2 separate regions of the Mus musculus genome follow, and region 1 is linked to region 2. A link is a loop called in an ENCODE intact Hi-C map of the cell type or tissue named here. Cell type or tissue: heart. All regions are shown on one strand. Links, peaks and the distances in the headings refer to the core of each region. The heading gives the core; the rest is flanking DNA.

The links. A loop is a pair of places that touch in the nucleus more often than their neighbours do. Peaks named below come from ENCODE experiments on the same cell type or tissue, not always from the same donor. Only the 100,000 strongest peaks of a DNase experiment are listed, where the experiment ranks them.
Region 1: it touches region 2 in a loop (12-fold over the local background); 2 of 42 quality-filtered maps call a loop at or near these places.

The regions. Positions count from the first base shown.
Region 1 is chr3:83,439,765-83,455,905 of GRCm38, reverse strand. No RefSeq gene overlaps it. Among named protein-coding and RNA genes, the nearest start is that of 1700028M03Rik, 130 kb to the left of the region's middle. In heart, for the core only: no CTCF peak of the experiment used is centred there; a DNase peak (open chromatin) is centred at 9,565.
Region 2 is chr3:83,365,458-83,381,598 of GRCm38, reverse strand. No RefSeq gene overlaps it. Among named protein-coding and RNA genes, the nearest start is that of 1700028M03Rik, 200 kb to the left of the region's middle. In heart, for the core only: no CTCF peak of the experiment used is centred there; no DNase peak of the experiment used is centred there.

The DNA.
Region 1 (16,141 bases), core at 6,822-11,821, 72 kb before region 2:
AACATTGAACTTAATTTTTTTTAGGTAAATAGCTGGAAGTGGATTTATATTTTACATGTACTGTCTGGGCTATTCAAGGAGGATACCAGAACTGAGCTGCCATATAAGGGTAGGTGAGAAGTTAACTAGCTAAAGGAAGGGGATGTTCTAGGAAGAGGGAAACTGGTCTGCTTAAGGCTGTTTCCTATGCTAATGGCTTATGACACTGGCTGCTAACAAAATTACCAAGAAACTTAAGATAACAGTAGCCAGGCCTTTCCTGGGAATCCTGTACAGTTGATGAGAGATGAGCCTGGGCAAATCCATTTGCAAGATCTTTGCAGGTGTGCTCAGTATTGTAAATCCAGGACTATTGTCTATATCTTTGAGGAATTTCTGCAAAGTGCAAAGGGCAAGAGAGGGACCCTTTCATACGATAACTAGCTTAATACTTTGGAAGTGGTGATGAGTTTAAGCAAAGATCTTATTATGTAGCCCAGGTTGGCCTTGAATTCATGATTCCCCCTACCTCAGCCTCTAGATTTCTGGTGTTGCAGACGTGCACTGTTATACATGTTACTGGCTTTACAAATATTCATGGTCTTCTTATTGCACAGAAAGAGTTGGGAGAATTTCATGTATAAAGGTTGTGGGGCAGAAAATATGCAATACATCTGAGAACACAAAGTGTTCCAGGTTTGAAGAGAGCACTCTGACTAAAAGGGAGGTCATGAGGAGGAAAATATCTCACACAGAGAGGATACATACATAAAAGAATGTGCACTATATTTCCAAAGGAGAGTTTGGTTGTCGTGTGGAAATGAGAGTGAGGTGCATGCCGCTTCCTTGGGGTTTTGTAGTCAGACACACAATGGTGTAGAGCTGCTCAGTGGGTTGAGGTGAGACTAGAAGGATGATTCCTGAAAAACTGATCAGGTGCTGTGGAGACACTGATAATATTGAGTGACTAGAACCATACCCGACTGCAAATGGGTAATGCTCTCCATTAGGGCAAGACAAATTGTGGGAGACAAGAGCACAGGTGTTGTAGAAGTTGTTTTCATTCTGTGTCCCAGACTGGTGTGAGATGGCTACAAATTTTTTGTATACTTGGGTCTATGGATTTGTTCGTTGGATAGCTTCATTATCCAAAGAACCTTTTTCTTATTATTTCTTGTGAGGTTTTTTAACCTTGTTAATATATTTTTTTCTTATACATGCTGAGATTATTGTCAAATTTGGAAAGAGTTTCTTTCTGACTGTTTCAGACGTTTGTGTATAAGGACAGATTTAGATTCTCTTGGCATCAATGACATTCAGAATCCAATTGTTTACTCTGTCCATTTTCACCACATAGGAAGCTGAAGAAATATTTCCAAGTGACACAGTTACAAGTGAGGTGCCCTGAGAGTAGATTTTCTATAGATCCACTGAAAAGCCACTTCTTGATGATTCTTTCTGCTCTTTCCTACTTTGAAAATAGCAAGAAATGGAAGGAAGAATTGGAGGAAGGAAGGAAAGAAGGGACAATTTGCATAGCTATTATGCTCCCATTGTGCAGGAGAGCAAACTATCACTCTGTGGGGTAGGTGAATTTTGACTGGACATTTTGCACATAGCACCATCTTCCTGGATCATCCCTGTCTCTTACCTCTTTACTGCTGCACTTGACCCTGAGACCATTACCCAAACTCACCCACAGTCTCTATGGAAAGTCCTGTATATCAAAGAATGGGGAGGGGTCACAGGCATCTTGACGATTTGGCTAATCCATGATGGTACCCACTTCTCTCTAATCTCACAAGACTCCCCACATCTTGCCTCTGAAAGTGTTCTATCTCTAAGTGAGAAAGAAGAACCTCAGATTTAGATGTCAGGATGACCTCAGAGGTCCTTATAGGGTTGCAGCCATTTTCAGGAACACAGTTGTGAGCTTGTGGTGGTTTGGGTAGGAGGAGAGGAATGAGTTTTCTCAATGGTCTGGCGCTTGTGGTGGGATTTGCAAGTAAAAGGAGGTTTCAGGCCATGTGGTGAGTGCTATTAGGCTAGTCTGAAGCAGGTCTTTAAAAACCTACAGTTTTTATCTACTTTATAGGTGTTAAGGCTTAATGATGACTCCAGCTCTTTCTTTTGGACGCCATTTTACCAGGCTAAAGAACCTTGCTAGCTGCACTGGAACCTAGTATCAAATTATTTGCAGATGGCTGGAGGCAAATGAAAGCTGCCACAGAGGTGTCCCTGGGTCTATTCTCTAGTCCCCAGACTAGTGAACCCCGTGCTGACACTTGGATGTTTGTTTTACAGTATCATTTGACAAGTGGTATTTATGTGTCAAAGTTTTAACCACAGCCAAGAAAATGTCAGAGAGGGGAGAGAAGCAGCATGAGAAAATGGGGAGGGGGTTGCATTTTTAACCCAGGAGTGGGTCATTTGAATGATGTCAAATCCAAACTGTACCAAATGCACAGGGAAAGGAATCGGTCTGCCAAAGACCTGAGATGTCTTCACTGTGTTTTCCTCAGGACTGTTCCCATCTTTGTCTGAAAGGAAACAATGTAATCAAAATATGAATTTTTTCCAGGAACACATTAATAAAGAGAACTTCTTGGTCCAAGTCCAGATCCTTTGAAGCTACATTTAATTTGCTGTGCTTATTGATCTGAGATCTGGTGTCTGGGGGACTCTAGGTCAATGTCACCTTGTACGCATTTTGATAGCAAGTACCAAAGGTGAGGTTCCCATTCATTCTTGGGATTCATGACGCATGCCACCTACTAAATATTCATAAGCCCTCCTCAACTTGGTTAGACTTTCCCAAGGATATTAGGCTTACGTTATTTTCAATTAATATCCCGCATCCCACCCCATCCTTCTGTTTCCAAACATTGCACTTGAAAACAGTAGAATGCAATAGTGTCATGGTTTGGTGACTGATTATGGGATGGGTCCCTGGGTGGGGTAGTCTCTGGATGGTCCAACCTTTTGTCTTAGCTCCAAACTTTGTCTCTGTAACTCCTTCCAAGGGTGTTTTGTTCCCTATTCTAAGGAGGAATGAAGTATCCACACTTTGCCAACAAACCCAGACACTATTGCATATGCCAGCAATATTTCGCTGAAAGAACCCTGATATAGCTGTCTCAAGTGAGGCTATGCCAGTGCCTGGCAAGTACAGAAGTGGATGCTCACAGTCATCTATAGGATGGAACACAGGGCCCTTAATGGAGGAGCTAGAGAAAGTACCCAAGGAGTATGGGTCTGCAACCTATAGGTGGACAATAATGTGAACTAACCAGTACCCCCAGAGCTCGTGTCTCTAGCTGCATATATAGCAGAAGATGGCCTAGTTGGCCATCATTGGGGAGAGGCCCCTTGGTCTTGTAAACTTTATATGCTCCAGTACAGGGGAATGCCAGGGCCAAGAAGTGGGAGTGGATGGGTAGGGGGGCAAGGCAGGGGAGTGTATAGAGAACTTTCGGGATAGCATTTGAAATGTAACTAAAGAAAATATCTAATAAAAATGAAAAAAAGAAAGAAAACAATATAATGACCTAAATCCTAACTCTTCCTCTTTCATTCCTTGCTGAGTAAAGAGAGGATGGTGGGCAATTGGATGTTTAAGATCCCTAAGCCCAGGGTCATTGCTTTCCATAATAGAAGCATGTGTGGTGACTTCATGAACTATCTGATGACACACGACAGTATTTATACTCAGTAAGGAAAAGTAGTGAGTTATGCCAGACACAAGGCAAATTAACTCTAGGGGAAAATGATGTCAGTCATACAAGCCTCCCTTGCTCAGGGACTGTCACCTATTAGCTCCAAATAAATTCAAGAAAGAAGTATAGCTGTGACCACCATGGCTTGCCCCAAGTGAAATAAAGGGGTTAGAAAGAAGTTACCCTGAGCATAACCACAGAGCCTTATTCTTTCCGTTCCGTCCTCCGTATGAGACAAAGGCCTCAGAGTCAGGCCCCTCTAGCTAGGAAGGGCATCTGCAGTCTGAGTGTGCCTCTCCAAGCAGCATAGTGGTCATCAGATTAGAGTTTCAATTGCTGCAACAAACTTCTGGGATTTAGCTAAAACACAGAACATGCTGGTTTTAATCCTCATGTCTGGGCTGTTAATGAGAACCTTGAGGACATCAATAAATACTAAAATGAACACTTGTGTTTATCTGGGAGGGGCAAACGCTGAGACTTCCCGAGAGAATTCCATCTCTTCATACCTCTCGGCCTTCCTGTGAGAAATAGAGAATATGTGTTCTACCAAATCTAGGCCATCAAAGCATCCAATTTTCTGATCTACAGATGACTAAGTAATTTCTCCCAGTGGAAATGGTGTTTATGAGGAAATATCATTGGTGCAGTTGCTGCCTAGTTAAATTCTGGGATGCGTGCCTGGAACTCATGGGTATCAAAATGACTTTATGAAGTGGTCCAAAGCTGACTTTGTGATTTAGAAATTTGGGAAATAAAGAGATCAGGATTTTGCAATAGTCCCACTTCAGATGATGTCAGTATTTAACTATGTGCTATCAACTTCTGAGAATTGGCTTCTTGCTGATAGAATTAGCTTCAACTGCCCATTAAACAACAACATAATGCAACGGCCAAAGACAATGTCCACTAACATTAGTTTTCCTCAAGCTCCATTGAGGTGATATGTTACTAAGTAAAAACATTGACTTTGTGGATGGGGAGAGTGGGAGGGCAAGATGTAGCTACTAGTGACCCCCTGTTTAGATGGCAAATCTGCTAGGATTCACTACTGGAGGATTTAGATTTAATATTGGCTTACAAGATTAGGGTTCTAATTGTTGTACCCAACAATTGAGTTACCATTGACTCTGAACTAAGTTTGAGTGGTGTTTTCCTTCATGTGGCAGCTCAACTGGGTTCCAGAGAGAAAGATATAGCAGCAAAACATGGGTTTGCAAGAACTGCATCCTAAAACGCCATGGGAATTTTGAAGCATGGGGTTGGCATGCTAACAACCCACCAGTGGAAACTTAGTGAGCTGGGTGGAGAGATTTCAGAGCTCTGAGTCAGACAGTCTCCATGAGATAAGAACAGGCCAGCCAGTGCCTGGCCGGCTAGCCCACTTGGGGCCTGCCAGCATAGCATGAATTGCATCTTTCTAAAAATATTTCCTGCAACAGGTGGTGAAACAATGTGTTTGGCAAGAATCCATTAGAAATTTAAGATTATTAGCCTCAGAATTAGAGTTTTATTTTCAAAGTGAGAGAAAGGTGGCACTGGGGCATGTCACCTGGATACAAAGAGGATTCTAGAGTTCCCTGCTGTGGAAAGAGATAAGATGACTGCTTTGAGTCAGAAAGCTAGACAATGGAAGCTACCTACATCTTGGGGCAAATATTGATTTAACTGTGAATTTATAAAATTGGGATTATATGCTTTCAGGATACATTTATATACAGGTTTTGTCCCATTCACGTGGGTAATTTCACCTGCGGTTTTGAATTAGGATGGGGAGAATTAGTCACTGACTCCAAGTAGAGAGAGCACTGATAATCATCTGCTATGGACAGGTATTAATTAATAGAAGTCTGTTGCTCCAGGTAGAGAGCGTAACAGATAGATATTATAACAGGTGTTAATAAAATAAATGTCTGTGGTTCCAGGTAGAAAGTACCACAAGTATAACAGGATGGCTGCTCTAGGCAGAGAGCTTAACAAGTAAAATCTATGTGTTCCCTATAGGCAGATAATAGTGAAAGTTTGAATTAATTGCTTTAAAGATGGTATAAATATATATTGCTCTAAAATTTTTACAGGATGCTCATATTCTGTCTAAAGTGGGATCCACAGGAATTTTGGATTTAAATCCTGGTTTGACAAGCTCCTGCCTATAAGCAGATATAGATAGAAGTGTGAATCATTTGTTTTATAGATGACATAATAAGGTCTGCATGATAACTGACTCATATTCTTTGAATGTGGGCTCCACAAGAATTTTGGGTTTATTTCCTGACATGACAAAATAAAAAAAGTCTAAGAATAGGAACATATAGTATTTAACTTTACTTCATTTGTTTTGGATTGTTTTAATTTTCAAAATGGGTGTGATTTTGAGTTTTGTGGTCATATTATTCCTCTGGGAGAGAGGTCAAAATAAAGGGTTTTTTTGTTTGTTTGTTTGTTTTTGTTTTGTTTTGTTTTGTTTTTGTTTTTTTTGGTTACTCTTTCAATGATATGCTGAGTTGGGAGAAAGGTTTTGTCTTTGCATTTTTGGAAAAGGTGATTAGTGTCTATAAACCTTCCAGAGTAACATAGATCAGAAATGGTGAAGAAAGACTCCCTGAAGAACTAGATTCCAGAGAATCAAACAAAAAAGTTATCTTAAAGATACTAAAATTTTGTTTTGAGACTTTTAGCCTTGATGAGTCTCATTGTCAGACATGCTGAACTGATCTTCTTTGAACTCCTGATCTATTGGACTTTCAGCCAGATCCAGTCACGATGCAGACATCAGAAACTATAACAATCATTGGTGTGGCCTTCTTAAGGCCAACCAACTCCCCCATTTTCCCTACCCTCCCCCTTTCAAAGATACCCCAATGCCCATATTCAGCTTGAAGAAGTCATGAAGAGTTATTTTCCCAGTTCCTTGGGCTTTGGGACTGGAGGTAGTTATTCTAAGGTTGCCTTTCTGGGTAATTTAGAAATGGTCATAACTGGAATAGGGAGGAAATAGCTAGAATTGATTGTGTAGCCATAATCTCATTTGGTAGGAATCCTTATAATAGTTACTAAGTTGAAGTCATAATTTCTTATTTTGCTACAGAATTTATTTTGATGCAGAATCAAGGCTTTCATTGGTATAAATTTCTTCTATTGGTACAAAAATTTTAAAAGTAGAAGGGTTGGACCCAGTCCTTCTATAACTGTTATTATAAACTTCTCTGAGATGTTTAAGCCTGTGAGTTAAAGGCCAGATAGCAAATTCATGGTTCTGAGTTTATTGTTAGGGTGTTTTCAGCTATTTTAATTACAAGTAGCTGAGGGTAGTTAACAGACAACAATCAAGATTACTTTACATAGATAGTTGGCTTTCAAAAACGTCAGAAATACACAAATGTGACATTTAATATTATTTATTCACTTGATGTTGAGACATATCTGTTCCTAACAGCTCTTGATTAGTGTATTCAAAGAAGCAGCTGAGCATCTTTATGTCCAAGTGAGGTGGTACATTGTGGCTAGGTGGCCACTAGGCAGAAAGTGCCTATCTCTCCTGCAGACCTATCGTCCTTGAAAGGACACAAGTTACAGGTAAGGACAGCTTAGTTCTGCCAATAAGTTAATCCTTCAAAATTCCTGTTTTTCAAGGTCTGTCAGAATATCCTGGATCAGAAGGCTGAAGACTAATGCTCCAACTTTCTGATTTACTGGGGTTGTATAGGTAGGCAACTGTCTCTGCAATTTGTCTCAGTTCTGGAAGCTGTGTTAGGCTTCCTATATTTCAGATAATGTTGGTCTCTCTTCGATTTCTGATAGGGTTGAAAGACTACTTATAGTCTCATAGATAACCCAGACTATTTAACATTGAGAGGACATATCTGAGAAGGTAGTTTTCAAATAGTATACAAATTAAACCCAGGACATAATATTTAGATTTATAAGTCTTTTAAGTTAGGGTAGATAACAGAGTGTTCTATTTAATTGGCAAAAATGATGGACTGGGTGTTATGTATATCTTGTACTTTATAAATTACAAAATGGTAATAGTTGTGCTCAATTTTTGTCTGAGATAAGAGTTTTTTAATTGGAAAAAACATTAGTGTGTGTGTGTGTGTGTGTGTGTGTGTGTGTGTGTGTGTCTGGATGTATATGAGTATGTGTGAAATCCAAAGAGTGAGTTCTGGGCATTCAGTTAGCAGATCAATTTAGAAAAAGGGAAAAGACAAGGCCTATCTCTTTATGCAATAACTTTTATTTTGGAACTGATTCATTTTAATGTTTCCAATCATCTGATGTGGAAGAAGGATGGGAAGAAAGATTTAGGCACACTTCTAAACCTCTCCATAGGTTAAAGAAGGAAAGAATGGACTAAGACATGCTTATCTGACTATAGGATGTGAGACTTGTGCCTACAAATCTGTCCTTCATTTATAGCATACCCTAGGAGTTGGGCTCATTTCTGAAAGTCATGAGTCTAATGTAGGAGGCAATTTCAAACTCCTGATTTGATGACATGTAAGAATTAGGGGGTGATTTGAGCATTAAAGAATGATGAGCTGTACCTAGGACCCATGTGACAGCAACAAAGTGTGACAACGCAGTGTTTTCTTCAGCTGAGCAAAGCATTGGGATCAGTGAGAAGGGGTAGAATGGTTTGGCCATGGTACTCAGAGATCCTAGCAGGAGGGACTCCAAGGTGCTACCAGGAACAAGCCTGAAATGACCATGTGGCTCAAATTGGTTGAGCAAATGACACTTAGAGTTTAGAAGCAGACAAACCAGAGGTCCATCACATAGAATAAAATCTATGCTGAAACTGTATTACAAGGGTTAATTTAGGAGATAGGTTGGGAGGTAATTAAGATAAAAGCGCTATTGTTGAGAATGATGTTAGTGATCTTGAACATGAGAACTAAGCAAGTGCAATGACATGGACCTATACCTAGGAATTCAGGAGACCAAGGCAGAGGGATTATGAGTTCAAAGCCAACCTAACCTACATAGCAAAACTATCTCAAGAAAGAAATGGGGGTGAAATAAAGGAGAGGTTCAGTGATATTTATACTTTGTTCTGTCACATGAGAACACAGTTAACTGACATCATTTATGAAACAGAAAACTGCTCTCACAAGACTTAATTTGGGTGCCTTAAGTCTTGCTCTACTTCCAGAAGTGTAATAAATAGTTTCTGTTCTCTTCATCTATGCAACACAGAGTATTTCATCAAAATCATCCCAATGGACTAAGATAGAATATCTCTAGGCAGTGGCAACACTGGATCATGAATCATAGCCTTGAAAGTACACTTCTGTAGAGAAATAATGGAAATGGTCACAGGACTATGAAGCTGAGGAGATGGTTTAAACATGGTTGTCCTTCAACTAGAATGCCAAGACTTCTGGTTGAAGACACAGTCTACGTAGACACCAGACCCTGGGCTCCTTGGAAGTTGCTGCCATTGTTGGTGTTTAAAGTATTTGTTGCTACTTTTTTGGTTAGTAGTGATTTTAAGGACTTGGTGTTGTCAAAAACACCAGCAGAGAAGACCAACATGCTGGTCCTGTGCAGACACTGCTAAGCATCTGGGGCAGTACAGAGCCTGCCCTTGCCCTTGGAATTGGCGCAGAGGAGGGTTGCTTTGGCGCTGCCTTTGACTTATTCATGTAACGTTGGACTTCATAACAACCTTTCCGGGCTCCTTATCTATGAAATGTGAATCTTGGCTTATGCGGTTTCCCAGGAATTTTCTGGCTCCATTTCACATTCAGTTTCAGCAGAATGTTGGTTTCTAACCTTTCCCAGGCTGCTGTTGTTTAGCTTAATTGCTAGCCCTCCACAGACTCCATGCTGCCTGACCTCACCCTCAGATTACTCTTTCTCTCCACTTAGAGATAACAGCCTCAACTACCTCAGGATAATTCTACCAGCTGCCAAAACTATTTCCAAAATGCAAACTTGTGGCCGCTGACTCATGCACTGCAGGGAGGCACTGCAAACCTTGGGAGCAAAGCCAGGAAACGGGCCCTTTAGATGTCTTGTGTGAGTCAAAGGAGGAAGAGACACACCATTAAAGCTGCCACAAGTGTCACTTCTAAAATGTAAGAAGTATACATGGCCCCTGCAGTTGGGTAACTTAAAACGGAAAATATGTAAGCACAAAAACATTATCTGTACATCATTCTGCAAAGATGATAAATACATGGTTTAGGTGTCAACAGATATGATCCAAGAACACGCTGCCAAGACCAAGTCTAGCTGACAACACGTATCTAGAATTCAAGTATGGAAGTCCAACATCACAGGAATGAATGAGATGTGGGGGAAAAGAGTGGGGGTACAAAGACAGACACCATCAGTGCTGCATTAAGTGGGCACCCTTTTCTATAGAGCCAGACGAATAGGAAGCGATGAAGGCACAGAGTGAATGAGTCAGGGAACTAGGCAAGTGAAGCCACATAGTACTACAGAAATTGCAGGCCAGTGAAGAAAATGACAGTATAAAGAGCAACAGGTTCTAGAGATGCCCATTCAGAGGAGGAATTGGAGACTGGATAGAAATCAGGAGAGAATAAGGCTTCATCTGTGGTTTAGCAATAGAGAAGAATTTATTGGAAGCATTAGATTAGAAGTGGGCATAGCAGATGGAGCTTGAAGCTGCAGAGAAAAGAGACCACACCGAGAGGCACAGGAATAGGAGAGGGAGGAACATTTTTGAAGTTGAAACTAATACACAAGCGCATATATTAAAGTGGATGTTACAGTGTTTTATATCATGCCAGTGCTATGTGTTGAATGTGAACTGTTCTTAACAAGCTTGTGATACGATTCTGAAAGGGCCTGGGTCTTCAGGACATGGGATCTATCTGGTGGTAGTGGGGCAAACCTTATGGGTAACATATAGTATGGGTAACATACATCAGCTTTCAGACAAGCTAGCCCTATTTTTCTTTTGGACCACTAAGTTGTGAGGAGGCCTGGTGACAAGCCTTGGTCACTTTGAACTACATCCTACCTCCTCTGCCAGGATGCAATGTATCCTCTTAGAACATGAGCCAATGTTTTAGGTATTTTGTCCCAGTGACAAGAAATGTGACCAGTATAGACATAGCACATGGGGACGTGTTTCTCAGCATGCCAAGCAGAGGAAAAGCAGAAAACAGGGTGCCTTAGAAAGTTCTGGAAAATTGACAGTACCATATAATTATGTCCCAAGTGGGTATGAAAGAAAACCAATGTCTCATCTGACTGGTAGGGGACAATTGAGAGGGAGCAAGAAATGACTGCTTCATTAGTGGGAAGGTGGATTCCCACCTCTTATTACCATGGCTCTCTTTTCTGTCACTAGTGTGTTGGAGTTCACTGATGGTACCAAAGGCTTCCACATGCACTGCTCTACAAGGTGAATTTTTGAAACTCAAAGCCACCCTGACGTGACTCACAACATAACTGGTGGTTATCATGTAGAAGAATGCGAATTGATCCATTTCTATCTCATTGTACTAAGGTCAAATCTAAGTGGATCAAGGAACTCCACATAAAACCAGAGACACTGAAACTTATAGAGGAGAAAGTAGGGAAAAGCCTCGAAGAGATGGGCACAGGGGGAAAATTCCTGAATAGAACAGCAATGGCTTGTGCTGTAAAATCAAGAATCGATAAATGGGACCTCATAAAATTGCAAAGCTTCTGCAAAGCAAAAGACACCGTCAATAAGACAAAAAGGCCACCAACAGATTGGGAAAGGATCTTTACCTATCCCAAATTGGACAGGGGACTAATATCCAATATATATAAAGAACTCAAGAAGGTGGACTTCAGAAAATCAAATAACCCCATTAAAAAATGGGGCTCAGAGCTGAACAAAGAATTCTCACCTGAGGAATACCGAATAGCAGAGAAGCACCTGAAAAAATGTTCAACATCCTTAATCATCAGGGAAATGCAAATCAAAACAACACTGAGATTCCACTTCACTCTAGTCAGAATGGCTAAGATCAAAAACTCAGGTGACAGCAGATGCTGGCAAGGATGTGGAGAAAGGGGAACACTCCTCCATTGTTGGTGGGATTGCAAGCTTGTACAACCACTCTGGAAATCAGTCTGGTGGTTCCTCAGAAAATTGGACATAGTACTACCAGAGGATCCCGCAATACCTCTCCTGGGCATATATCCAGAAGATGTCCCAACCGGTAAGAAGAACACATGCTCCACTATGTTCATAGCAGCCTTGTTTATAATAGCCAGAAGCTGGAAAGAACCCAGATGCCCCTCAACAGAGGAATGGATACAGAAAATGTGGTACATTTACACAATGGAATACTACTCAGCTATTAAAAAAATGAATTTATGAAATTCCTAGGCAAATGGATGGACCTGGAGGGTATCATCCTGAGTGAAGTAACCCAATCACAAAGGAACTCGCACAATATGTACTCACTGATAAGTGGATATTAGCCCAGAAACTTAGGATACCCAAGATATAAGATACAACTTGCCAAATGCATGAAATTCAAGAAGAATGAAGACCAAAGTGTGGACACTTTACCCTTTCTTAGAAATGGGTACAAAACTCCCATGGAAGGAGTTACAGAGACAAAATTTGGAGCTGTGATGAAAGGATGGACCATCTAGTGATTGCCATATGCAGGGATCCATCCCATAATCAGCTTCCAAATGCTGACACCATTGCATACACTGGCAAGATTTTGCTGAAAGGACCCAGATATAGCTGTCTCTTGTGAGACTATGCCGGGCCTAGCAAACACAGAAGTGGATGATCACAGTCAGCTATTGGATGGGTCACACGGCCCTCAATGGAGGAGCTAGAGAAATTACCCAAGGAGCTAAAGGGAACTGCAATCCTATAGGTGGAACAACAATATGAACTAACTAGTACTCGGGAGCTCTTGTCTTTAGCTGCATATGTATCAAAAGATGGCCTAGTCGGCCATCACTGCAAAGAGAGGCCCATTGGACTTGCAAACTTTATATGCCCCAGTACAGGGGAACACCAGGGCCAAAAAGGGGGAGTGGGTGGGTAGGGGGTTGGGGGTGTGTATATGGGGGACCTTTGGGCTAGCATTGAAAATGTAAACGAGGAAAATACCTAATTAAAAAAAAAACAGTTCATCAGCCACAATGCGACGCACTTACTCACCAGCTTTGGAAATGGACTCTAATGATAATCTGATTCGTTGGAGACTTGTTTGTTTTTGTTTTTGTTTTTGACAAATCCAGGTCCACAGTTCCCTCCCTCCTTCCCTTCCTGACTCAGCTTCTGTTTAGGTGACCACTTCCTCTACTGAGCTGCACACTCGTGGGTGTAATCTTAGTTCTTAGCTCACAGCGAGGAGTTGAAATTGTAAGTTACTCAGCACAGTCTCCACCTTCTAATATTTTTGAATTTAGACTGTTGAGTGACTATTAATTTTTGTTAATATCTAGAACATTCTACTAACACATAGCTGGCTGAAATACATCATTTTCTAGTGTGTTATAAATGTCATTCCAAATAGAATAGTTACTTCGTCATCCCTTTAGAGTTTCTGATGTCATTAAGATACTATCTTTAAAAGCCAATTAAAAACCTAATATGTTTTTAATGTACACACATTCTAGCTACATCACAGTGATTGTCACAGGCTGAACACAGTGTGGGTCAAGCAGTTCCTGTCCGCTTCTTAAGAAAATTCCCCAAGTCCCAAAGAGAACTGCCACTATACAGTCATTGCACGAGATTTGTCTTTCTATTTTAAACCTTATATCATGCAATTGTAAAGTATGCAATTTTTAAAAGCAGCTTTCTTTTTTATAGTTTCAAAATAACTTTTGCTTCTTGCTTGAGAACTCCATACGCGGATATAAGTTTGTTTGTTAATCAAATTCAACCCTGACTCTCTCCCCTCCAACTTCTCCCAGACCCTCCAACTATCCCCTCCTGATTTCCTGTACTTTTCTCATTTTACATTGCTAACCCAAAGAGCCCACTGAGTGTCACTAGTGTAGGCATAGGTGTGGGGCCATTCACTGTCATATGGGCAAGTTACTAGGGACCCCACTCTAGAGGAAAACTGAGTCCTCCTCCTCAGCAAATTTTATCTTCTGGGCAATCAGAACCAGTTGTTCATCATTTCCATGAACTTTGTTTTGGTTTTTCTTAATAATTTATTGAAGTCTTTAGTGTAGAAGACATTGTATAAGCATATCCTTGAATTATAAATAGTATCATTAAATTTTAATGTCAAAATATAAGAAAACATTTCATTTTTAATATTAGTTTTATATGTACCAGCTTTGTAAAAATTCTTTAAACACTTTTGAACTGGCAAGGGGCCATTTTCATAAAAACTTCCCTGACATATTTTCATGACAGTTTCATTTTTCTCTTCCTACTTGTTGAGGCATCTTCTTTCTTTGTTGAAATAAATAAGAGCTCAAATACAGTAATGAATGCAGGAGGTAGTGATCTTAGGGTTTTATGTGGAACAATTAACTATTATGTCTCTTGGAGTTTCCATTATGTTCTTTACCAGCATAGTGAACTGACCCTGTCTCTGACTTACTAAGAGTTTTGAGACCAGAAGTTACCATTATGTCTTCTTAAATTTTCTGGCTTTGTGATAATTCTAACCGGTTTTAGCCATAACAGTCAGACATTCTGTGTATCCATGCTTCAAATTAGTTTGCTATTTTCTCATGGTTAGACTGAGTTTATACGTTTTTCTCCTCTAGTTTGCTAAGGTGAAAGCATAAAGAACTGACCCTTGATATTTTCTAGCATGTGCATTTAGCAGTCATATTCCCTCTTTTTCCCCAAACCAGATTTTTTTGCCTTTTCTATTTCTTTTTAGTACAAAATATTTAAAATACACTTTCTAAACCTCTTTAGTCTGTGTGGTATTTAGAAATGCTGTTTAATCTGCAGATATCTTGAGGTTTCCAATTATCTAATTTAATTCTCTTATGGTATGAGATAGTAATTTGCATTATTTACCGTTTGTACTCATTCTATTTGCTGAGGTGTGCTTCATAACCCAGAATGTGGTCTCTCCTGGTGAATTTCCTGTGTGGGTTTGCAAAGAAATGTTCTGCTGGCATTGGATGAAGGATTCGCTAAGTGTCAAATAAGTGTGGTTGCTGGTGCTATTCAGCTGAACAGGGTCCTGACAGCAGTTACTGACAGGGGCTGGAAGTCTCCAAGCCTTGTTAATCCAAAACTTGGTAGGAGAGAGACCACCAACCCAAATCATCATGGTCAAATTAATTAAAAGAAGCGTTTTAATTCATGTGCACGGCTGCACCCTGAGGCAGCGTTTGAGAGGTCAGCATTAGATGTGAGGACAACAAGGGTTTTATGGCTCAGGGCTGGGTGCTTTTGCCATTCCTGGAACAAGCAGGACAGAACCATTTGGAGTTAGAGTTACAGGTGGGGCATTGCCCAAATTTGGAAAAAAGCAAACCAAACAAAACAGGTTTAGTCATAAACAAGAATGAGCCTCATTTGTCTTTACTCTAAGATGGTTTTTAAGCCTAACATGGAGGCAGGGTGCTCCTTCAGCCTGACAGCGGGTTTGTCAGCTTCCCCTTAGTGTCCATCAGTTCTTGCTTCAGCCACTTCAAAGCTCTGTTGCGGTAACACACAACTTCCATGTTTTCTTGGAGGGTTGCCCCCTCCACCCTTATGTAACTATCTCTGATCATGTTACCTTTTTTAGAGCCACCTTTGCCTACTTCAGCTATTATGTTATTTGAATTATTACATTATATGAATAATTATTTCATTATTAAAACTAGTGTCATAATCATTTTCGGTATCATGTATCATTTTAATCTACCCTTTTGTATTTAGGGTATGATACACTGAGCTGAGTCAAAAAAAAAAACAGTTTATAAATCCAACTTTATAGTCTCTATCTTTTAAGATTCATATTTAGTTCACTGAAAATTTAAGGGTTTTTATTTTGAGATGAGATCTTACTTTATCTTAGGCTAGTCTCAAACTTGCTATGTAGTCAAGAATGACCCTAATCTTCTCATGTCTATGCCTCGACTTCCCCAGTGCTAGACTTGCGTGTGTGTTTGCTCCCACACTCAGTTCATAAGTGCTGGGCATCAAGCTGAGGGCTCCCATCTGCTCGGCAACTGAATCAACTGAGTTAAACCTTAGTATTCAAAGTTACTATTAATGGTTAGTTTAGTATCCAGTATATTGTAGCCATTTTCTATTAATTGGATCATTTTCTCTTTGTTTAAGTTATTCCAGTTTCTATCTTCTCTTGGCAATAGCAATTATACAAAATCCGAAGCTTTAGTATAGTTTGTATTCAAGCATACACTATAACCTCATAGTTTGTCTAAGTCCACTCACTAAGTATTTTGGGCTGCCTCGCTATTTTGTAGCAGTCTTTCAAATTCTATTTCCTTTCTGTTATACTAGAGTTGTCCTTCATATTGTCCATGTA
Region 2 (16,141 bases), core at 4,140-9,139:
TGCTTCCTATTATTTTTGTTGTTAGAGTTGGCATTCTGTTCTTGTGGCTGTCTTCTTTTTGGTTTTTTGAGGGATTACTTTCTTGTTAGTTCTAGGGCATGATTTCCGTCCTTGTATTGCTTCTTTTCTGTTATTATCCTTTGAAGGGCTGGATTCGTGGAAAGATATTGTGTGAATTTGGTTTTGTCGTGGAATACTTTGGTTTCTCCATCTATGGTAATTGAGAGTTTGGCCGGGTATATTAGCCTGGGCTGGCATTTGTGTTCTCTTAGTGTCTGTATAACATCTGTCCAGGCTCTTCTGGCTTTCATAGTCTCTGGTGAAAAGTCTGGTGTAATTCTGATAGGCCTTCCTTTATATGTTACTTGACCTTTCTCCCTTACTGCTTTGAATATTCTATCTTTATTTAGTGCATTTGTTGTTCTGATTATTATGTGTCAGGAGGAATTTCTTTTCTGGTCCAGTCTATTTGGAGTTCTGTAGGCTTCTTGTATGATCATGGGCATCTCTTTCTTTATGTTTGGGATGTTTTCTTCAATTATTTTGTTGAAGATATTAGCTGGCCCTTTAAGTTGAAAATCTTCATTCTCATCAATTCCTATTATCCGTAGTTTTGGTCTTCTCATTGTGTCCTGGATTTCCTGGATGTTTTGAGTTAGGATCCTTTTGCATTTTGTATTTTCTTTGACTGTTGTGTCGATGTTCTCTATGGAATCTTCTGCACCTGAGATTCTCTCTTCCATTTCTTGTATTCTTTTGCTGATGCTCGCATCTATGGTTCCAGATCTCTTTCCTATGGTTTCTATCTCCAGCGTTGCCTCGCTTTGGGTTTTCTTTATTGTGTCTACTTCCCTTTTTAGTTCTAGTATGGTTTTGTTCATTTCCATCACCTGTTTGGATATGTTTTCCTGTTTTTCTTTAAGGACTTCTACCTGTTTGGCTGTGTTTTCCTGCTTTTCTTTAAGGGCCCGTAACTCTTTAGCAGTGCTCTCCTGTAATTCTTTAAGTGACTTATGAAAGTCCTTCTTGATGTCCTCTATCACCATCATGAGAAATGTTTTTAAATCTGGATCTAGATTTTTGGTTGTGTTGGGGTGCCCAGGACTAGGTGGGGTGGGAGTGCTGCGTTCTGACGATGGTGAGTGGTTTTGATTTCTGTTAGTAGGATTCTTACGTTTGCCTTTCGTCATCTGGTAATCTCTGAAGCTAGCTGTTATAGTTGTCTCTGTTTTTTTTTCTTTTTTTTTTAAATTTATTTTTTTAATTAGGTATTTTCCTCGTTTACATTTTCAATGCTATCCCAAAAGTCCCCCATACTCACCCCACCCCCCGGTCCCCTACCCTCCCACTCCCCCATTTTGGCCCTGGCATTCCCCTGTACTGGGGCATATAAAGTTTGTAAGTCCAAAGGGCCTCTCTTTCCAGTGATGGCTGATTAGGCCATCTTTTGATACATATGCAACTAGAGACAAGAGCTCCAGGGTACTGGTTAGTTCATATTGTTGTTAGATCTATAGGGTTGCAGTTCCCCTTAGCTCCTTGGGTACTTTCTCTAGCTCTTCCATTGGGGGCCGTGTGACCCATCCACTAGCTGACTGTGAGCATCCACTTCTGTGTTTGCTAGGCCCTGGCATAGTCTCACAAGACACAACTATATCTGGGTCCTTTCGATAAAATCTTGCTAGTGTATGCAATGGTGTCAGCGTTTGGAAGCTGATTATGGGATGGATCCCTGGATATGGCAATCACTAGATGGTCCATCCTTTCGTCACAGCTCCAAATTTTGTCTCTGTAACTCCTTCCACGGGTGTTTTGTTCCCATTTTTAGGAAGGGGCAAAGTGTCCACACTTTGGTCTTAGTTCTTCTTGAGTTTCATGAGTTTAACAAATTGTATCTTATATCTTGTGTATCCAAAGTTTCTGGGCTAATATCCACTTATCAGTGAGTACATATTGTGAGAGTTCCTTTGTGATTGGGTTACCTCACTCAGGATGATACCCTCCAGGTCCATCCATTTGCCTAGGAATTTCATAAATTCATTTTTTTAATAGCTGAGTAGTATTCCATTGTGTAAATGTACCACATTTTCTGTATCCATTCCTCTCTTGAGGGGCATCTGGGTTCTTTCCAGCTTCTGGCTATTATAAATAAGGCTGCTATGAACATAGTGGAGCATGTGTCCTTCTTACCGGTTGGGACATCTTCTGGATACATGCCCAGGAGAGGTATTGCTGGATCCTCCGGTAGTACTACGTGCAATTTTTCTGAGGAACCGCCAGACTGATTTCCAGAGTGGTTGTACAAGCTTGTAATCCCACCAACAATGGAGGAGTGTTCCTCTTTCTCCACATCCTCGCCAGCATCTGCTGTCACCTGAGTTTTTGATTTTAGCCATTCTGACTGGTGTGAGGGGGAAACTCAGGGTTGTTTTGATTTGCATTTCCCTGATGATTAAGGATGTTGAACATTTTTTCAGGTGCTTCTCTGCCATTCGTTATTCCTCAGGTGAGAATTCTTTGTTCAGCTCAGAGCCCCATTTTTTAATGGGGTTATTCGATTTTCTGGAGCCCACCGTCTTGAGTTCTTTATATATATTGGATATTAGTCCCCTATCCGATTTGGGATATGTAAAGATCCTTTCCCAATCTGTTGGTGGTCTTTTTGTCTTATTGACGGTGTCTTTTGCTTTGCAGAAGCTTTGCAATTTTATGAGGTCCTATTTATAGATTCTCGATCTTACAGCACAAGCCATTGCTGTTCTATTCAGGAATTATTCCCCTGTACCCAAATCTTCGAGGCTTTTCCCTACTTTCTCCTCAATAAGTTTCAGTGTCTCTGGTTTTATGTGAAGTTCCTTGATCCACTTAGATCTCTGTTAAGAGCTTGTTCTTTAGGTGACTCTGTTAGCCTCTATAAGCAGACCTGGGAGGGTAGCTCTCTCCTTAGTTTGAGTGAGCAGAGTATTCTCTGCAGGCAAGCTCTCTTCTTGCAGGGAAGGTACCCAGATATCTGGTGTTCGAACTGGACTCCTGGCAGGAGTTGTGTTCCACTCACTAGAGGTCTTAGGATCCCGTGTGGAATCCTGTGTGGGCCCTTGCGGGTGTTGGGCGACTCCGCTGGCAAGGTACCCCGGGACTCGAGTGGAGTGGAAGGGACTTGTACCCCAGGTGAGGCCCGGGTAGTCTGCTTCCCTATTACTGCAGTCTCAGGTTCCACGAGATTGGATTGGGGCAGGGGCTGTGTTCCACTCACCAGAGGTCTTAGGATCCCGTGGGGAATCCTGTGTGGGACCTTGCGGGTGTTGGGCGAGATTCCTCTGGCAAGGTACCTCGGGGCTCGAGTGGAGCGGAAGGGGGCAGATATTTTCTTTATTCACATTTCAAAGGTTATCCCTCCTTTCCTTTCCCAACCCCCCCATCCCATCCTCCCTCCCCCTGCTCACTAAAGCACTCACCCCTGCTTCCCTGACCTGGTATTCTTCTACACTGGGACATGGAACATTCACAAGACTAAGGGCCTCTCCTCTCATTGATATCCCCCATGGCCATTATCTGCTACATATGCAGCTGGAGACATGAGTCCCACCATGTGTACTCTTTGGTTGGTGGTTTAGTCCCTGAGAGCTCTGAGGGGACTGGTTGGTTCATATTGTTGTTCCTCCTATGGGGCTTCAGACCCCTTCAGCTCCTTCAGTCCTTTCTCTAGCTCCTCCATTGGGGACCCTGTGCTCAGTCCAATGGAAGGCTGTGAGCATCCACTTCTGTATTTGTCAGGCATTGGCAGAGCCTATCAGGAGACAGCTATATCAGGCTCCTATCAGCAAGCACTATTGTTGGCATCCACAATAGTGTCTGGATTTTTAAAAATACCTCAGCCTTTGTGTTACAGTCCTTAAGTGGCAGGTTGTGGTCAAATTCTCTCTCATACATATAATCTTCCATCAAATTACAGCTTTACTCCAGGAGACCTTTGTGTTAATCCCCCGAAAAAGAACTGTGGAGGAATTTAGTGCTCCATTCTGCGGCACTGACCAGGATCATCAGGTTTGAAGTAACCAGACACAGTATTTGCAAGTATGAGTGAGTCTTGGGCTTTTGACCACTTTAGGTTCAATCCTTTTCATAGCCTTTTGCCATAGGGTTTATGTGGGCTTTGGAAGAGCTAACATCGGAGTTAAGATGGCTATAGAAAATTATCCTTCAAAGGGTTTGCTAGATGCCATGAAGGTTGCCTGTCCAGCATAAGAGCTATAGTGATGAGAACAGAGGAGAGAAAATCCCTCCAAACTCTTTTAGCCACCAGACACTGTGCACCTCAGTGCTTCTGAAGCTAATCACTTGCTTATCCACATGTTCTCCGGATGCCTGAGAAACTCCTTAGTTTGGAATGACAGTTGTAAGGTTGTATAGCAATGCGTGGGTTGAAAGATGAAGATGGGCAGTGCTGATGCTGCCTTTGCTGTGTTTTGGGATGAATTTCAGACACTTCAGAAGGAATCATGCACATCAGCAAGGTTGATAACGACGATTGGGTAAACCCCCCAGAATGTGCTGACTCAGGTCCTTTTTCCTTCTCCTTCCTTCAGAGACCAGCAGGAATGAAATCGTGTGACTTTGACTTACTTGGTTCCACCATGGAACTAGGAACTATTCTGAGAATCTTCTTCCTTGAATGCAAATCCCCTGCTGTTGATTTGTGGTTTCTTTCTCTGCCCAGGACCTCCCGGCTGGTTTCCACATGAGATTTGGCCCTGCGGGAGATTCAGAACCACATGGGAGTCCATCTTTGACTTAGTCCTGGGAAGCAGGCAAAGGAAATGCTGTCATGTGTCACTTCATGTTGGAGACGTGTTCTGAGAAATGTACCACTAGCTGATCCTGTCATTTGGGGAACATTATAGGATACGCTTCAACAAACTTAGTCTCAGTCAGTCTCCCCATGTGGCTGCTGCTGGTGTAGCAGACATAAAATGTAATAAAAACTTTCAAGGCATTTACTGGCTTTTAAAAGGAGTCATGGACATATGCATGATCGATATGAAGGATTTGATAAGTTCTTCAGAATGTACCAGTTCCTGAGGTTTTATTTCCTATCATTTCAAAGACCAATGTGCATGCATGTACACACACATGAATACATTCTAAAGTGATGCTTAGAAAGGTAGTATAAATAACACATAAGTCTATAATGTTGTCCTCTACTACAATTATCAAGCATGTACTAAAAATAGTTAATGAGCTTCCATATGACCTTGGGTGAATGAAAATGTGGCAGTTTGTTCACACCAGCCCTTCCACAAGCATGCGAGTAGTGAGCTGCTATAGCCCTAGTAACTACATCACTGTTACATTACAGGTCCTTCCCAGCTACATTACCATCTTACAAAATTGTCAATGTATGGAGTCCATGATTAACCAAAACCTCATTGAGTGGAACCTGATTGTTATTGACAGTGGATCTAGTAGCAGAAGGACAGCAGCCAAGGCCTGCCTGGTAGCTCCTGTGTTTAGTGTCTACTTTCTACCTTGACAAACAGCAAAAAAGCAAAAATGAAGAAAATGGTGTGAAGAGCCACAGGCACTTATTGTGAGCAAAGACACTGCTTTCACCAGGCATCAAGATACGCGCTGTCAGTAATCAATTTGTTTATTGTTTATTCCTGAGTCTCTGAATTCAAGTGGTCTATCAGCAAAGAAACCATTTGTCATAACTTCTGTTTATTGTACCCATAGTCACCCAGCCAATCTTTGATTTGTATTACTATGAAAAACCCAGCCATTTGTTTTACAGATTCTGTCTTCTGTGGTCATAGCTAAACCTATTTCTATTCCTTTTCTCCTACATCCCTACCCCTGTGGCCTCCAGAGACAGAGGGACTATATGAACTAAGTGCCCATGGAGTTCATATCCCAAGAGTCAATGTGTTGATGTCAATGGCAGGCCCAAGGCAGAGTCATTGTGCCCACCTGGAACAACCCCACCAGGCCCTTGTTGAGTCTTCTCAGTGTATAGCCTCAGTGGAGAGGCATTTGGCACAGCTTTTCTGAATGGGAAGGTAAGAGGTCTAAGTTCCTGAACTCATCCAAGAACTCAGTATTGTTATTAGTAATATCAAGTATAGACTCCAAGTCTCTGTGTAAGCCCTTCCCTGGGTATAGCCACCCTTCTCAGATAGATGTATGCATTGTGGGCTTGGGACTGAAAGGATTGGCCAGACCTGTTAGCCCATGGAATGGACAGAGGAAAGAATAAGTAGGTTCAGAGAAAGATTCATGAATATGCTCATATACTCACCCATCCCACTTCCATTAGGCCCTGGATGGGATTGTCATCAACTAACCTGTGCCTCCAGGAAGTCACTCACTCACTTGACCTTTCCTACCAGACCCTCCCTCCCACGTCTAAAGTCAGACACTAAGACTCATTTATCTATCCCTTTTAAGACAATATAAAAATAAATGAGGGACAGAAATGCTGTGCAAGCAATTGAGCTGTGTAAACGCATCCAGAGAGCTGGCACTCCATCACTCTCCCACCCTCTTGTTTGCTAAGTTTTGCAAGTTGATTTGTGGGCAAATATGCTCTTCTCCATCTCCCATCTGGGAACAATATATCAAATGACTTACAACATTTTAATCGTGTAACACAAGTCTACTGTTATGAGCATTTTCTTTAAAGGGTGACAGATGAAAGGAAAGAGAAATGACAGTGTCCTCATTTAACAGTAAAATGGTCTCCCAAGAAGTCAGAAAAAGCTCCAATCTCAATGATTATCACTGAGTTGTTTTTATTAAGCAGCATGTGCTGTACTCTCAAGAAATAGACTAAATAGACAGATGAACATACACAAAATTCTCAAAATCCAGCACGGACCCTTGGTTGAAAGGCCCAGTGTATATGTCGTTTACCAGGCTCTTTTAATGACCCTCAGGCTGCAGACAGGAAACCTTGGCTTTGACACACAATTCCTTATTATTAATACTATCACTGTTTTTATTGGCACCACGGGTGGAATCCAGGGCCCCGTGCTTGCTGTGCGCATGTTCTACTTCCAAGTGAATCTCAGGCACCCTTATTTGTTATTGTGCCCTGGGCCCTAGCTCATGATTGGACATTTAACAGCTGCTACTTACAGCTTCATTGTCCTCTCACAGAGGCACAGATGTGACATAGCTTCGGACCAGGACCTCACTAAAAGAGTTGCCATGGTAAGACAACAGTATCATTATCTAAACTACTAGAAAGTGGTTACAGTTGTCAGAAAACTGTAAGACTGTGGCCGAAAGAAAGATATCACAGTCAGCAAAGAATTTAGGAGCATGTGTGGGCACTGAGTTTTAGGTACCTGGGTATAAGATGAGGTAAATCTCACAGAAAGCCAGCCACAGGAACTGGGTACAAGCTATAGGACATGAGTGTTGCTAGACTCCTAGGCTAGACTGAGTCAGGGGCTGGGACTTGAGTGGTCGCTGTACTTGTCCAAGGCTGTGCCAAGGAGCCCAGGCATTTCCAAATCATCTGTAGGCCCACATTTTGAGGTTTATAAAGGCGTCTTCCAATTTGGGTTGTCTCCACCTTACACATATTATACTTAAAAAATTAAACAATTCAGAGACATTTCACAGTAACACAACTGCAAAAGTAATTAACTTAGTTTCCTATCCTACCCATCCTTTGGAATTAGCCTCCACATACCATTGTTTTAAACACTGCTCTTGCACACTTTGCTACACTTTCTAAGACAGAGTTGGGGGATTTGGAAGAAATGATCCAGAAAAAAGGGTTATAGAGGCTAGACTCAATCATATAATATCTAAATTCAACTACAAGAACAAAACATGTATGTCAAGGATGAATACAAAGAGTTCTGTATTATCTGACATAGAACATATAGCCAAGAGTTCTTTAGGAAATAGTAAATCATAGTACGTCAATCTTGGAAAGAGTCAGAGAAATCCTGGGGTTGAAATGGACTGGGGAAGGAAAACAAGTAGGTACTAAGAGCAAAGTGGTTGAAGCTCGGCATGTAATAGCTAATTTTATCCTAAGGTCTATGGAATAGAACTGATTGTGTCCAAGAGATAAACACTGGCGGAAACTATACTTCATAGTTACAAAATATGACCCTACCAATCCAATTCCTGCCCTTGAATTCCTAGCTGCTTCTAGTGATATCTACCTTTGTAAACTTCCAGGACACCCTGTTTGTTCTCTGAGGAAAACAGTTCTTGAGAGCAATGGAAAAACTAAGAGAACAAAACCAAAAGAAAATAAAAGCATTTCAAAATTATATTCCCCAATTCTGTTACTTCATAATATATGGGATAAAATCAAGAATGGCTATTTGAGTCAATTTTGAACATTATAGCAAAGTACTGATGAAGTTCAAATTATGGCAAAATCAGCTTTAAAAATTTGTCAGCATATATAATGGACTTCATTATTCCATATTCATATGCTTACAACATTATATTTTGGTAAAATCTACCCATTGTAAGTGGATAAAATATATTCCAAATAAATAAGCATTTTCCTGTCATATGTCTTAAAGAACCCAAAGCTATGAACATTTCTGTCCTGTCCCTGAATATTCTAGCTTGTGCTGACTAAGGCCAAGTCAGGGCATTCTCAGCTTAAAAGAAAGGAGAGCAATGTGTCGTGGTTCCTAGGTGAAGGCTTTTGTGGGAGGGCTTCTATTCAACCAGATGTGGGTAAATTCCCCTGACAAGCTCTTGAGTCTAACAATCGCCACAGCGACCCTTTCGATAGAAAGCCACTTGACCTTAATAAACATCAAACTTCCTTCAACTCCCACAAAAAATTAGTTGCTTTTAAAGTGATTTGAATCTTTTGAAAGAGAAAAATCAAGTGTGTAGTTTGCCTTATTTGTACAGATTTTAGCTGCCTATAATTCTGAACTCCAGGTCAAATGTCTTTTTAAAGAGGACAAGAGTTAACGTTTGTGGAGCTCTTACACTGTGAAATGCTCTGCTCTAAACATTGCATATGGATGTGTAACTTACAAGACAGGCCTTACTAATGACACAATCTTATTGTGAAGAAACTTGGAATTCTAGTCAGGTCATAAATGAGACCAAATTATGGCTCCCAAGTAAGTCTGGATTCAGTGTTGTGTTCTTCTGTCATATTGCTTTTTATCAGCAAATTAATCTGTATGTTGCTATCACCATCCTTTGTAATTATTTTTAAATTGTAACATAGTAATTTATACTATGAAGAAAATGGAAGCCCTTAAAGGAAATGGAGTTAACTTGTCGTTTCATAACGAAAATGGTATCTATTAATATATGGTGGTTAATTCACATTTTAATAATTGCTTATTTTCAGGGAAAATAATTTGTCAATGGTACTAATCTAATACAATTTTAAAAGTAGTTTCTCCATTATACTATGTTTCCAGTACTTAATCCACAGATGAGTAGCTATTGTAGATGTAGAATATTTGTCTTTTTGTGTATTTGTATGTTCTGTAAACACATCCATGGGTCTATGTGTAGAGGCTGGAGGTTGACATCAGATGTCCTTGTCAATCAATCTTCACCTTATTTTGTGGGAAAGAGTCTCTCACTGAACCATTAGCTCAGCTAGGTGGGCTAGCTAACTAGTTCCAGGGATTTGCCCACCCCATACCTCCCAACCCCAAGCACGTGGGCATATGTGTAACAATGCCCGGCTTTGATTCTGTGGTTGGGATTCAAACTCAGGTGCTTAGGTTTGCAAAGCAAGCATTTTTCCAACTGAGACACACATATATAAAATTTTTAGTGTCTTAGGAATTTCTACTGGGCAGTGATGGTCCAGAATGTTCACCTTCTACATCTACAACTGTCTTAATTGGAGGTATTATTGCTATAATGAAACACCATGACCCAAAACAACTTTGGGAGGAAGGGTATATTTTGATTTTACTTCCACATCATTGTTCATTACTAAAGGAAGTTGAGACAGGAACTCAAATAGAGGAGGTAACTAGAGGCAGCAGCAGTTGCAGAGTTGCAGGAGTGTTGCTTCTTACTGGCTTGCTTCCCATGGCTTGTTCTACCTGCTTTCTTATAGAACCCAGGACCACCTGCCCAGAAATGGCACTGGACCCTCCTCCACCAGTCACTAACTAAAAAAAATGCTCCACAGGCTTTCCCACAAACAGCCTTTTAAAAAAAAAGATATTTTCTTTATTTACAATTCAAATGTTATCCTCTTTCCTGGTTTCCTCTATGAAAAACCTCCTATCCCCTCCCCCTGCTCACCAACCCACGCACCCCTGCTTCCTGGCCCTGGCAGTCCGCTATATTGGGGAATATAACCTTCACAGGACCAAGGGCCTCTCCTCCCATTGATGACCGACAAGGCCATCCTCTGCTACATATGCAGCTAGAGCCATGAATTCCACTATGTGTACTCTTTGGTTGGTGGTTTAGTTCCTGGGAGCTCTGGGGATAGTAGTTAGATCATATTGTTGTTCCTCCTGTGGAGCTGCAAACCCCTTCAGCTCCTTGGGTCCTTTCTCTAGCTCCTTCATTGGGCACCCTGTGCTCCGTCCAATGGATGGCTGTGAGCATCCACTTCTGTATTTGTCAGGCACTGGCAGAGCCTGTAAGGAGACAGCTATATCAGGCTCCTGTCAGCAAGCACTTGTTGGCATCCACAATAGTGTCTGGGTTGTGAATGCCAACAATTTCTTGCTGACAGGAGTCTGCAGCCTAGTCTTATGAAGGTATTTTCTCAATTGAGGTTACTTCTTCCCAGATGACCACAGCTTGTGTCAACTTGACATAAGACTAGCCAGTACAACAAACAAACAAATCAATAAAATGTCTTTGAATGCAGCCAGGAATTAGAACTCCATTTGATTGATAAAAACCAAACTCATAGGCTCATCTTCAAAGTTGTGGAGCTTAAAGTAATTAAAGCTTGTATATTTCTTTTTATAAGCAACACAAAATTATAGTTGTACAAGGGAAAAGAAAACTTAGTTGATAAGCTGGTAAACCAGTAAGTTTTTGTGCAGGGATGCAGATCTTCTCATAAAGTGATGCACATTTCATAAGAAGGATTCTTGAATCTGCTAAAAGAAAACAACCCAATTTGATATAGAATTAGGTATCACCTAGAGTTTAAAGGTGAGTAGGGTAATTTACAATAGAGGATGTTGTGATGACTTCTGAACATGAACAGAGATCTTAGGAATGAGTTTCAACCATGAGAAAGGGGTTTAGGCTTCCTCAGAGAGACTGATGGGATAGTTAGAGAGATACATGAAAACGATGTGCAGGAGGAAATGGATCACCAGAATGTTGAGGCCAAATAGCTCTAAAGTAGGCAGGGTGAACAGCAGAAACAGAAAAGCTTGTGGTGTGACCCAATGGCCTTTCTCTTTCAACCTGGGTCTAAGCCTAGTGAATGGAATCTGAGCAGATCTGCCCCATGCAGTCTACATTTCAGAAAGCAGAAGTGCATGAAACAAAATCCAAACCATCTAGATGTCCCTTCCAGATGGAGGCTCGGTGCCCACTGAAGCAACATGAGAAAAGTAACTATGAGTCATCTGAGCATTCCTTGACCCAGTCAGGTTGACATTCAGATATCATGATGGAAACATCTTACTTGTCTAGCATTCTGCTGGCCAGGACAGCCTTTGTGTGTCTGAACTAGGAAAAACAATGCCAGAACCCTAAAGTGCGAAGATATAGCAATCTGTTTTATGTTTTCCATTAAACTTTGTGCAAGAGGTATATCAGGATCTCCTGCATATTTGGTTGAAGAAAGCAACACAAATTCTGTGATCTACATCACTAGCTATCCTCTCTTGTCTCAGGAAAGATGATTCATGATTATTTATTTAGTTATTTATCTATTTTTATTTTGTGTACATGAGTGCTTTGCCTGAATGTGTGTGCATTCACGTGGTACTTTAAGTTGGATCCCCTGGAACTGGAGTTATAGTAGATTTTAACACACTATGTGGGTGTTGTGAATCAAAGCTAGGTCCTCTGTAAAAGCAGCCCCACTCTTAACTACTGAGCCATCCCCACTTCCCATAATCAGGAACTTTAAAGGGCTACATTATCTTTAATTACTTAGATTATTATATCTAAATGCCAACACAAACTAACAAATCCACAAAAAGACATTATGAATGCTTGACAGAATTGAATAGAGGGACACACTGACATTTCCACAGATCCCAGGATAAGGACATAGGGCTCAAGACTGTCCATAAACCCAAGATGTCTCATCTAATACAACAGTTTTAATGGTCAGCCTTTCACATTGAACAAACTTTCTTTAAGGCAGAATTTTATAGAGAGGTTTTATGGATCCTTGGCTAGACAGAAACACAATATGTAGACAAGACTGGCCTTGAACTTGTGGCAATTTAGATACTGCCTCCTCAGTGACGGGATTTTCAACCAGCCTTTGCATCTTTGGATCCGAGCTGTCCAAGGAAGCAGGAGTTATCATAGATAGACTGCCAGCTTAAAGGTGAAATGTTTAGGACATAATGCTAATCTTGACTCTTCGAGTCAGCAATGTATAGTTATAGCGTATAACGTCTATTTAAAATAAATGTCTGTAACCTTGTTTCATGCATAAAACCATGGAAAGAAATGTGACCATCTTGAACTGAAACAGAATTCGTGAGAACCAATTTCTCTCTGACTCTTACAAAGCCACACCTGTTCTACAAATCACTGTCAGCCAGGAGGTCCACCAAGAGCACAGCCACTGTTCTGTTCATAGTTGCACGTTGGAACATTTGGTATGCTCATAGGCACATTTCGTGATAGAAATGGAATGTGTTGGTCCTTGAAGACCAAAGATACTGCAAGGCTGTGTTAGCGGGTAGACTGAGCTATCTGTGCACATGGCTGGCCTGCTGAACTGTGGAAACGATCTGTATGATGATCTCTCCCTTGGGCATTGCAAAGTACTCATCAGGACATGATTACACTTCTGGAATCTTCATGGGTACACTGGGAACCCACTGCTTGCCAAACACTGATTGCTGGCTGGTACTTGAACAAAATGCGCTTGCTAGCCATAAGAAAGATCATCACTTTCCTCTTTGGTCACCTCTCCATAAAGGAAGCCTTATGCTCCAATGAAACAGTGCCTGCTAAGAATCTTTCGGCCTTTACAGAAGGTCCAGAGACTAACACACTAGTCCTGTATATGCCTTTCACGACTCCTGGGAACATCGCATCATACTTTCTAATAGCTTCCAGCAGACCCAGCAGTGTCATCCACACTTTCGCATTTCTGATTACCCCCGAGATAAAGTCAGCCCTGATTGTGCTGGAATGGCAATCTACAGGTGGAAAGATATGTCAGAGCTAGACACTTAAATTGTCACATTGAAGAATCCCGATGTGGCAGACTTTACCCGGCAGGACAAATCCTCAGTTACTATTAGTCACAAATACAAGGGGTTCCACTCTTTCCTGGGACATTTGTGGCAACCAAATAATGGGACAAGCACATTCTGTCACTTCTCCTATCACACAAAGCCCGCACATTGGTGTCGCCCTGATGACACATCCCCTCTTCTTTATTTTTATATAGGCTAGTAAAAAATGTAGATGGGCGGGAAAATCAAGGACACAGCTTCCAAGGCAGCAATTAAGGTTACAAGCTTGACGACCATTAATTACAAAGTTGGACATGATCGGTCCCTGTGGGCTTTCTTTGGGTCACTTGCCAATCAGAAAATGCCACTGAACATCCATCACCGAAACAAGGGGCTCTTTGCTCAAATAAAACTGAGTATTTTAAGAGGCCAGCAGCGCTCTGGTTCTGTGGTTCTCCAGCCATGCGGAGCCATGAGACCACTGCCTTTGCTTTCCTGCTGATCTTTATAAAAAGAGAAAGAAAAACCCTCTACAGAAGCAGCTCAGGAAAGCACTGATCAAGCGTTCTCCTCAGCTCTTGAACGATGTCCATGTCCATCTCTGATGTCCATCACCATACTCTGTATAAGGAAAGGACTCTTTCAGAAGAGAAGCCCTTTCTCCTAGTTTGAAGTATGAATGTGAACTTGGAGGCAGCTAAACTTTTCAAAAAAAAAACCCTCTTTTGTGTCACCTGTAAATAATATCGTTTTAATTTTAAAATACCACCAGCATTCACCTTTGTGAAGTCTCATAGTTTCAGCCCATTTGTCAAAGTGACACATTGCAATCACTTCTGAGGATCCCCCAGTCATCTCTTCCCAAAGGTCAGAACTCTTGGAATTTGCCTATTTTTCCCAGATATTATCTGGATAGATATATACTTTATGTAGACCTAATTAGGAAAACTTATATATCATTGATGGTTTAAACTTTATGCTTATGATACTTGTATGGTATGTGTTACTCTACAGTATTTTAAAGTATTTATGTTGATATAGTATGTTCTGGGTCATTCATTTTTGTTATAGCATTTATAAATATACCATACAATTTTTTAAGCACTATCCTTTTTGAAGGATATGAAATCTAGGTTTTAGTTTTGGTCCCATGGTGCAATAAGTTCAGCATACATGTCAATTATATGTATACAGGAGATTTCTCTGGAGTAAATACCTAGAAATGGAAAAAATCAATATGCCAGAGAGAATAACTAGCACTGTGCTCCATATAAGCCCAGTGTATCCATCCTAGACCAGAAAAAGCCTAAACTTCACAGTGCACATTTCTGTGAGTTTTGTTGTTCATTTCTGGGTTTATAGCTTTGGAGTATTGCTCTGGAGTATGTACTTAATGATGCAATTGGGCATTGCAGGATAAGGTGTCTGTGTGTGAGCCAAGTATGGAGTTCAATGGCAGAGCAACTGCCTATCATGAGTAGGGCCTTGGGTTCCTTCTTCAGCACTGAAGAAACAGAAAGACAGCATTACTGTAATTTACATGGAAGTCACTGTCTTTTCAAACTGGACCATGCAATTTTCATTTTTTATTTCCACAAGAAGTATTTTACATCTTGCTGATGTTTATCTGTCCCAAACTTTGAAGGAACACACTAGGTAACCTCAGAGAAATCTTTTGCATTTTGCAAAATGCAGTTCTGCATTTTGAAGAGTGTTCTTTATATACAAAACAAGTTAAGAATCAGAGACATTATATTTATATGTCAGAATGATTCTTGAGCTATGAATTAAAACAGATTCTGAAACAAGAAAAAGTATCTGTCCATAAGTAAGATATGTATATATTAGAAAATGTGTTTATTTATGTGTGCATGTGTCTATGCGTGCTCATGCTATGTATGTGTGTGTTTATGTATGTGTGTGTGTGTGTGTGTGTGTGTGTGTGCATGTGTGTGGTGTATTACAGTATGCATATGTATATATGGATATGTATACTCTCATGTGCTCATGTATAAAGTCAAGGGAAAGACATCAATAGCCTGTTCCAAAAGTCTCTGACTTTCCTCATGAGATATGGTCTCTCACTAACCCTGTAACTTGCTGATCTTTTCCCTGAGTTGGCCAATCAGCGAACCCCAGGAACCCTCTTGCCTGTCAGTGGGGTTTCATGTGTATGCAGCTGTGCTTGTCTTTTTAGAAGGGTAGCAGGGATCCAAATAAGATCTGTGTGCTTATGGAGCCAGGATTCTCGTGCACTAAACCATCTTCCCAGTCCCCTGAGGAACATTGTAATGGAGCTATATAGATATGTTATCAAAGATTGTAGTTTTGATAAGGAATTCTCAGTTGTAAGTCAATACTATGAAGAGGTTAGAAGAGCTTCCAGTTATACGGCTGACCGAGATTCCATATTCTATTATCTCTATGCTATGGTTTCCTCACTGATAATTTAAACTATGCCGGTTTCTCTTCTTCAGGATACTTTGAAACTTAAAGAAAACATACTACATACAAAGATTATAGCATATAATTATGGCATATAATGTGCACTGGTAAAATGTAGCTATTATTTATTTAAGATCACAAAGTTATCATATTGCCTTCCATGTGGCAATGCAATCTGAATGCAACCTGAGCCTGAGTATGTCAATGACCCAAGGAAGAGGACTGTGTTTGATGGCAGCCTGGGCAGTGGAGGGAGGCTGTCAAAAAACACACTTAGGTTTTCTTGCAGTGTTTAGTTGTATTTATTGGTATAGCTCATCCTGAAA